Linked DNA regions of Homo sapiens: region 1 is linked to region 2. A link is an interaction called in ENCODE POLR2A ChIA-PET data of the cell type or tissue named here. Cell type or tissue: A673. All regions are shown on one strand. Links, peaks and the distances in the headings refer to the core of each region. The heading gives the core; the rest is flanking DNA. Region 1 overlaps KCNIP2 (potassium voltage-gated channel interacting protein 2). Region 2 has its middle 36 kb from the start of NOLC1.

Region 1 (4,387 bases), core at 288-4,287, 360 kb before region 2:
TTCAGTCTCAGGGCCTTGCCTCCCTTCCGCCCACACCTCAAGCATCCAAGCCATGCTTTCTGGGAAGCTGTGGACCGGCTTGGGTCCTCCTGTCCCACCCTCGCTGAGTTTGGCCTCGCCTTGCACTCACGTTCTTGAAGCCCCGGTACAGGACCTGCAACTCCTTGCGCGTGAATTTGGTTTGCTCCTGCAGCTGCTCCAGACCCTCAGGCCGGTGACACACGGTGGACAATTCAAATTCATCGTCCACGCTGTCTGCGGGAGCGGTGAGGACAGCCGCGCCTCAGGCCCAGCCTCCGCGACCCCTCTTCAAATCACTGCCCCATTCACCCCCTCCCCGCCCCCCGGTCCCATCCGATGCCGGAGACCAGGCTGCCAGTTCCCTGGGCCCCGAGCCAAGGACACTGAGGTAAGGAGAAAAGATGATGGCCATCTTCGAGGTCTATCAGCGGGCCAAGGCCTGGCCTGGCCCCAGAGCCAGGGATCCGACTCAGTGCTCGCCCCGCGGCCCTCGATCCCTCGTTGGAGGGGAAGGCCCCCAGCCGCATCTTCGTTTTAGAAAGGGAGGAGTGGGAAAAGCCAGTTCAAGAGGGGGCGTCTGAGGGTCAGAGCTCCGGGCCTTCGGGGACCAACTCAGATCCGCCCAGCCCCAGCCTTGCCCCGCCCAAACCCTCCCCTCGTCCCACCCAGCCCCTCCCCTCGCCCCGCCCAGCCCCATCTATCCCAGCCATGCCTGAGCCATGCCCCGCCCAGCTCAGCCAACCTCCATCCAGACCCCACCCCCGGCCCCATCTCAATCCTGCCCCGCCCCCAACGTCCAGCCCCCAGGCAAGTGCCCCCCACCCCAAGATGGCAAAGCCGCCCTGCCCCGCCCCGCCCCCACCAGGAGCGTAAGTCACCTGGGTCCAGCAGGCGGGGTCTGTGGGGGCGGAGGGAGGCTGGGGCGGCTAATGCTGAAGGGAGCGAACTGTCACCGAGAAAGCGGAAGACCCGGCCAACTGCAGACACACACCTGGCCCCTCACACTCAGAGCAAACCTCACAACCCAGCCCGTGCAAAGGCACACCCAACCAGCACAGACACACACGAAACGGACCCCATGCACACAAGCTTGCGGGACTCACGCCTGTCCTTTTCCGAATCCACCCCCGTGTGGGACCCATCTAAGTCCAACACAACAGCATGCTCAAATAACTACAAAGCGGGCCTTTATGGTTTGCAAAATGCAGTATGATCCTATGAGGTGGGCAAGGCCCAACTGAGGAAATGGAGACCTAGAGACAAAGCGAGGTCACTCAACTGGAGATCACTCAGCAGGGGACCAGGCTGGCACAGAAAACCCAAATACCCTGGCGTCTGGAGGAGGGCAGGCGCCATCCTCTACACCTGTCACCATCCTGTCGGGGCATAGGCAACACACATCAGGGGTCCAAAACACGGTGGGGAAGGGGGCGGCCGCACGGAGTTGAAGACACTAACCCAGCTAAGCCACATACAGACCCTCACGGCCGCCTGGTCTACACAGGCCGCCACAGCTACACAGGCTCAGGCCTCAGCCTGGTCACAATGGTCACACCCACACTCTCGGGTCCCACAGTTTTGCGGGAGCGGTGACACACACCCGCTCCCAACTGACCACGCCCACACACGCTGGCTTCAGCCGCACACGCACACAGTAGCCACGCCCCCTTATGCTCCAGCCTTGCCAGCACCCGCCCTCGCCACGCTGGTCACGCCCACACACACACACACACACACACACACACGCACGCAGGCCTGGGGCACGCCCCTCCCCCACACGCAGGCGTGCGGCACGCCTCCCCATACACACACACACGCGCGCGGGCCTGGGGCACGCCCTCCACACACATGCAGGGGTAGGGCACGCCCCCCCACACACACACGCCGGCCTGGGGCACGCTCGCGCGCACATGCACACACATACACACGCACAGGCCTGGGGCAGGCCCCACCCCCACACACGCAGGCCTGGGGCACGCCCCCCCACACATGCAGGCCTGGAGCATGCGCACACTCGCAGGCCTGGGGCACACGCGCACACACTCATGCACAGACACGCACGCACACATCGAGCCCCGCCCCCGGAAGCACATGAGAGGCACTTGCTTTCACTGACTGAGGGCAGGGCTTGGGGCCCGCAGCACGGCAGCAGCTTGAGGAATCGCTGCTTCAGCGCTTTTTTAGTGGGCCCTGGAGGGTGGCCTGGGAAGAGAGAAGACCCCAGGAAGGCACATTAACTCCCATTGTCCCTCTGTTCCCTGTCCCCTCCCCGCCAGTCACAAATCAACCCCATCTGGGGACCGGGCTGGGGGAGGAATTAAGGGGAGGAAAGGAATGGCAAGGGTGGTTGGAATCGGGTTAGGGGAGCCCAGTGAGTCCATAGAGGTGAGGCTCAGGCACTTGGTTTAATGGGACGTGGCCGGTGACAGCGAGGCGGCAAGGATGAGGTGGCAGTGGCCTCAGTGTCTTTGCTGACCTAGTACCCTTGGCTCAAGTGCCATGGCTGGACCTCTCAGGATGATGTCCAACCCAAGGATTGCCTGGGTAAGAACACCTCTCTCATACACACACCTACAGTGACAGGCGTGTATAGTGACATGTAGAACAATACATCACAGTGATGGGTGCCAGTGACAGCTTGATATCCAGTAACTCACACCTGATGGCGTAATATGCATGCTCACACACACACACACAATGACCTGCTAACTCCTTAACACAAACATATACAAATGTGACCTAAGTAAAACAGGATGCATACACATGGAGACCCATATAGGCCATCTCACACACAGCATGATCAAACCACACAAGAACACACAATGCCTCTGGGACATCATGACATGTGAGTCTACAAAGAACACTATGACATTGTGACCTTATAACATTATGAGACATATCAAGGTTGTCATGACACATATCCATATCATACTGTGACCTGGGTCCCCATGGCACCCAGATATCTAAGGCTGTACCTCAATACCTCACCCACAGAGGCTTCATTTTTCCTGGGTACACCCACTTTTCTTTCCTGTAACCCCTCCTCATTCCAAGGTGCCCAGAATCTTTCTGCCAAAGGGCAGGGTTCCTCATCAGCTAACTCATCTACCCTAAACTGTGGCCCCTTCACAGTCTCTTCCAGTATGGCTTGCTCTTTGAGGGTGAAATAATAGTAAACTTTGTGGCAATAAGAGATCTTGGAGGCGAGTATTCTGGTGTATTGTGGGGCTATCCATGGCCCACTGATCATGGCTCCCCTTCCCCTCTTCTCCCTTATTTCTGCACATGCTCTACAGCTCTAATTGCACCCCCAGAGGACCCTCAGTGTTACTGTGTGTGTGTGTGTGTGTGTGTGTGTGTGTGTGTGTGTGTGTGTCTGTGTCTCCCAGCTGCACTGCATCCAGATTCCTGGATCAGATCCCACTGGATCTGACACAGTGACTAAAGTTGGCCTCAGTCCATTCCTGGAGGGGTCCAACTTCCTTTAGTTAAAGGTTACTCCCCCTCCATATACCCCACCCTCCCAATCCAGGCTTCACCCTCCAGATCAGGCCCTGTTCTCAGGAGGTGACTGGGTGAGTAACCACCTCCTCTCCTTCAACACATCCTTACCTCCCTCCCACCCCAGGAGCCATGGAGAGGTGGGAGGGAGGCAGTGGGCCAGGCAGGGGGATCGATGGCATTCCTGGCCTCTGGCCCAGGGCTCCATTAGCCTGGACTCTAGTTTCCCAAAGCTGGATTGCGCCTGGGGCCTCCAATGGTGTAGTTGCCCGACTCGGGGGTGGCTCTCCTGCCCCCCACCCCAGCCCCCTACCTGCTTCTAAGCCTCTGTCTCCTCTAAAGGTGAGAACAGAATGGCTGCCTTCAGCCCAAGACTCCTGGGATTTCCAGATGCCCTCTCTTCCCCCTTTCCCATCTAAAAGGAATGGCAAGTTAGAGCTCAATCAACTTCACCTTTTCCAGATTGAATGAGAACAAGCTCAGCCCAGCTGTCCCAGTTTATCTAGGTCCAACTCCCTGTTCCCCACTCCACCCCAATAAATGCAGCAGAGGATGGAGGGTGAGCTAGGAGTTTTCTGCTCTTACTGAACCCTAGAGCAGGCAATTCATGCACCTTCCTCTTGTTCCCAGTTTCCTTCATATTTTTCCAGTTCTTCCAGGTATCTACCCTGCAGTCCTCCATCATGGTTCTAGTCTGTCTTCCTGTCCCTGGTGGTACTGGGGAACAGCCATGCTACGGAGTTACACAGTTCTAGCCGTGAAGAGGAGGGAGAGGTCAAAACTCCCAAGGGGGAGGCAGAAGTGCTCCCCACTCCACCCCAATATTACTCTCCCTACTGACTTTGGGGTGGGCTGGGGAGGGGAG
Region 2 (4,387 bases), core at 200-4,199:
GTGTCTTCACTACCAGCCAGTCCTTTCCATTCGGAGACCTCTTCTTCTATAGAGGAAGCTATTTCTCTTTTCTCTTCTACCTATTAAACCTCTGCTCCTAAACCCCTTGTGTGTGTCTGTGTCCTAAATTTTCCTGGCCTGTGACAATGATAAATATATACCTGAGGGCATATACCCCAGACAATGTAGCCACTTCACCAGGTTCAAGTTATTCTCCTGCCTCAGCCTCCCCAGTAGCTGGACTACAGGCATGCACCATGCCCATCTATTGACCAATATCAGCTGGAAGTGAGTTTCAGTTTCTCTCTGGCCCCACCATGGTCAGCCCCAACCATCCTCCTGATTGCCTTGGAAGAATAGCCTTCGAAATTGGACATCTGCATCCAGATAGGTGAGTATCCTTTGTGGGCCCAGACAGCAGGATTTGCTCCTCTCAATTTGGGAAATTTTTAAAAGAATTTTCATTTGCAGGTTGAACAAGCCCAACTGACTGAGGGAGGGAAACACCCTGACTGTTTTTATGTGGACACTCTTGGGGGCTAGTTTATAATTGTATGTTGTGTCTGGGCAAGTGAGTGCCTCGTGTGTGTACCAGACAGCGGGATCAGTTCCTCTCAATTTGGGAAATTTCCTAAGGAATTTTTGTTTGCATTTGATCAAGCCCAACCAATGAAGAGAGGAAGCACCCTGACTGTTTGAGTTTGGACACTCTTGGGGCTTGTTTTTTGCTGCAGCAGTTGGATTGTGTTTTGGTGATCATTTGTGTGTGTTTTATATAGTCATGAGAAGTTAGAATTCGGTAAACTGATATTCATTTGCAATACTGTTGGCCCCAGTGTTGTTTGGAATCTGGCGTTTGCTGTTTGGAATCTGGAGTTTGCTGCTGAATGGGAAAGTGGGATGGAGTTGTGTGTATCCAGGCTTTTGTGCTGCTGTTCTAAGCAAGGTTGGGCCTGGCAGGTATGTGATGTTCTCCTTTGTTGCTGTTTGACCCCAATGTTCTTTGGAGTCTGAGGAGGTTTGGCCTTTAAAAATCAAACTGCCATGGAAACTACTATACCCAAAATTTTGATTCACAGCCTTCACTGAATTACCTACTGGGACAAAGTGTAACCATGTAAAACCAGTAAGCTTGTATTGCTATCTCATAGCTATAGTTCCAAGGTAAAAGCTATTGGATCTTTGTTTATGTGTGTATATTCATGTTTAGATGTGTTTATTTGTATGTACCCTTATTGGTATATGTTGTGTCTACCAAATTGGCTTATAAGTAAAACAGCACTCATAAATTAAATAAGTCAAAGCAATTTTCAAGTTCGTGTGAGTTAAGTAAATTTTTTCGAAACCAGCTGGCTGTAAAATTATTGGTAAAATGAAAATAAAAATGTCTTCAAAATTGTGAGCATACATTTTTGTCTGGATTTTATATTTGTCTCTGGTAGATATTTTGAGGTTTCAGGGTTTGGCATAGAAGGTTATAAAATTATAAACCCAGCCAAAACAAATGATCTTCATGAAAATTTTTTGAAAAGTAGTATTACGGGATCACTGGATGTCAATTTTTCTGGCCAGAAACCTCTGTGGCCAGTGGTGCTTTGCCTGAGTTCTTGTCCTGCGTTCAGGAAGAATGAGGTACTCAGGCAAGTGAACCAGACAAAGAGGAGCTTTATTTAGTATTAGAGCAGCTCAGGGGAGACGCACAGTGGGTAGCTCCTTTCTGTTACTCGTTGTCCCAACGTCTGCTGCTCTCAGCAGAGAGGAGGCCCTGGAGAGGACAGCTCCTGTCTGCTACTGGTCATCTTGACGTATGCTGCCCTCAGCAGAGAGGAGGCCCTGGAGAGGATGGCTCCTCTCTGAAGCTGGTCCACGCAATGTCTCTTCTGGTCTCTGAAGCTCTTAGCAGAGAGGGTAGCTCCTTTCTGCCAGCTGGCCATCCCATTGTCTCTAGCTATCAGCAGGGGGAATAGCTCCTCTCTGCATTTGGTCCTCTTGTTGTCTCCCCAACCTCTGCCCTGCTGTGGCTGAGCCCAGGGCTTTTATGTGGCTCGGGGAAGGGAGTGTGTGCTGACTGGTCCACAGGAAAAAGCACCATGAGTTCCTCCTCCAATCAGCAGGAATGGCAGCCTGGCCCCCACACTTCAGGCCTGTCCTGGCATGAAGGTGGGGCTTCACTGGGGACTTGCCCCCTTCCACCCAGGAGCCTGTCTGCCTTCCACAGCCATCCATAGTGCCCAGGCTGCTGGCACCAAGGGGCACCTGCAGGCCAGCACCAGTCACTCTCAGCCCCTCTCAACTTCCCTTCCTGCACTCCTCAGTGCCCAAAGTCCAGAGGGGGGCAGGGCAGCAGGGGACTGGCGTGTCAGCACTGCCCTGAGCTTGCACACACCTGGCAGCACTGTGACAGCCCCTGGACTTGGCCCCAAGCCTGGTCCAAGATCAGAGTGGGCACCGGGAGCAGGGAAAGGCCAAGCAGCAAGAGCAGGGAGAGGCCAAGCAGCAGGAGCAGGCAACTCTGAGCCTACAAGGGCAAGGAGGGGGCCTTTTCAGGCCCCCCAAGAGTGCAGGGATGCCTGGGTCTGCAGCCCCAATTTGGGCGGCTGCAGCACCCCACAGCGGGGTGGGGTTCCTGCCTGCTCTGTGGAACTGGAGGCCTGTATCTGGAGCTGTGGACCAAGTTGCTGCAGCTGCACCCAGGAAGGGATGGATCCTGCCTGCTCCTGGCCCCAACAAGAGCACAGGGAGGCTCAGATCTGCAGCGAACACCTGTAGTCCCAGGTACTCAGGAGACTGAGGCAGGAGAATTGCTTGAACCTAGGAGGCAGAGATTGCAGTGAGCTGAGATTGTGTTACTGTGCTCTAGGCCAGGGAACAAAGCAAGACTCTGTCTCAAAAAAAAAAAAAAGACTTTTGTCAACCACAATCGATGTTTTGCTTTGATTCTTCTCAAAAAGTGACTTACAATCAGCTACAGTCCAGGGCTTGCTTCTTTGGAGGAGTTCATTAAAAGGACTTTTGATTTGCAGGTTTCTGATAACTTTGGGGTTTGTGCCACTGAATTAGAGAGAAAACTTCCAGGACTGTAATTGAAAAGCTGGTGTGTTCATAAAGATTGCTAACTCAATATGAAACAGAGCAAGAGTTGATTGCATGAATTGAAACTGAAACTGAAATAGTTTTTATGGCTTTTTGTTTGAAATATTGCTGATTCTTTTGTTTGTTTGTTTGTTTGAGACGGAGTTTCCCTCTTGTTGCTCAGGCTGGAGTGCAGTGGCGGATCTTGGCTCACTGCAACCTCTGCCTCCCAGGTTCAAGTGATTCTCCTGCCTCAGCCTCCTGAGTAGCTGGCATTTCAGGCATGCATCACCATGCCCAGCTAATTTTGTATTTTTAGTAGAGACAGGGTTTCTCTATGTTGGTCAGGCTGGTCTCGAACTCCTGACCTCAGGTGGTCCACCCACCTCAGCCTCCCAAACTGCTGGGATTACAGGTGTGAGTGACCACGCCCAGCTATATTGCTGATTCTTTTTGTTTTTTCAGAGTCTGAATAATTTTTCCTTTTGAGCTGTTTATAGCCTTTAAGCATACTTTAAGTGTATTAAGTGGAGTATACTTTTTTTTTTTTTTTGAGATGGAGTCTCGCTCTGTTGCCCAGGCTGGAGTGCAATGGTGTGATCTTGACTCACTGCAACCTCCACCTCCTGGGTTCAAGCAATTATCCTGCCTCAGCCTACTGAGTAGCTGGGATTACAGGTGTGCACCACCACTCCCAGCTAATTTTTGTATTTTCAGTATAGATGGGATTTTGCCATGTTGGCCAGGCTGGTCTTGAACTCCTGACCTCAGCTGATCTGCTTGCCTTAGCCTCCCAAAGTGCTAGCCACTGCACCCAGCAAAAGTGCAGTGTACTTTTTAATTTTTTTGAGATGGAGTGTCACTCTGTTGCCCAGGCTAGAGTGCAGTGGCGTGATCTTGGCTCACTGCAACCTCCGCCTCCTGGACCCAAGTGATTCTCCTGCCCCAGCCTCCTGAGTAGCTGGGATTACAGGCGTGCGCCACCATGTCTGGCTAATTTTTGTATTTTTAGTGGAGACAGGGTTTCACCATGTTGGCCAGGCTGGTCTCAAACTCCTGACCTCAAGTGATCCACCAGCCTCAGCCTCCCAAAGTGCTGGGATTACAGACGTGAGCCATCGCACCCAGCTGAGTATACTTTTGTAAACAGAATTTGAGTCATATATCTCTCTCTGCCTAATTTCTCCAAAATTTGTAAACTATTTGTGAATATTCTTAATTCATGGCAATGTATATGTTTGCATATACTTAATAACAACATATTTTCAGCCAGGCGCGGTGGCTCACTCCTGTAATCCCAGCACTCTGGGAGGCC

Evidence for each region. Peaks named below come from ENCODE experiments on the same cell type or tissue, not always from the same donor. Only the 100,000 strongest peaks of a DNase experiment are listed, where the experiment ranks them.
Region 1: POLR2A ChIA-PET joins it to region 2 with 6 read pairs; 2 of 35 experiments call an interaction of 5 or more read pairs at or near these places.

What each region holds. Positions count from the first base shown.
Region 1 is chr10:101,828,945-101,833,331 of GRCh38, forward strand. KCNIP2 (potassium voltage-gated channel interacting protein 2) reads right to left here. Exons shown (of 10, transcript NM_173191.3): 2 at 2,128-2,223; 3 at 900-953; 4 at 131-255. Among named protein-coding and RNA genes, the nearest start is that of KCNIP2-AS1, 12 kb to the left of the region's middle. RefSeq lists silencers at 621-670, 791-890, 1,681-1,760 and an enhancer at 1,896-2,412. In A673, for the core only: no CTCF peak of the experiment used is centred there; DNase peaks (open chromatin) are centred at 797, 1,237, 1,697 and 2,067; H3K4me3 peaks cover 1,217 bases; H3K27ac peaks cover 1,849 bases.
Region 2 is chr10:102,186,421-102,190,807 of GRCh38, forward strand. No RefSeq gene overlaps it. Among named protein-coding and RNA genes, the nearest start is that of NOLC1, 36 kb to the left of the region's middle. In A673, for the core only: no CTCF peak of the experiment used is centred there; no DNase peak of the experiment used is centred there.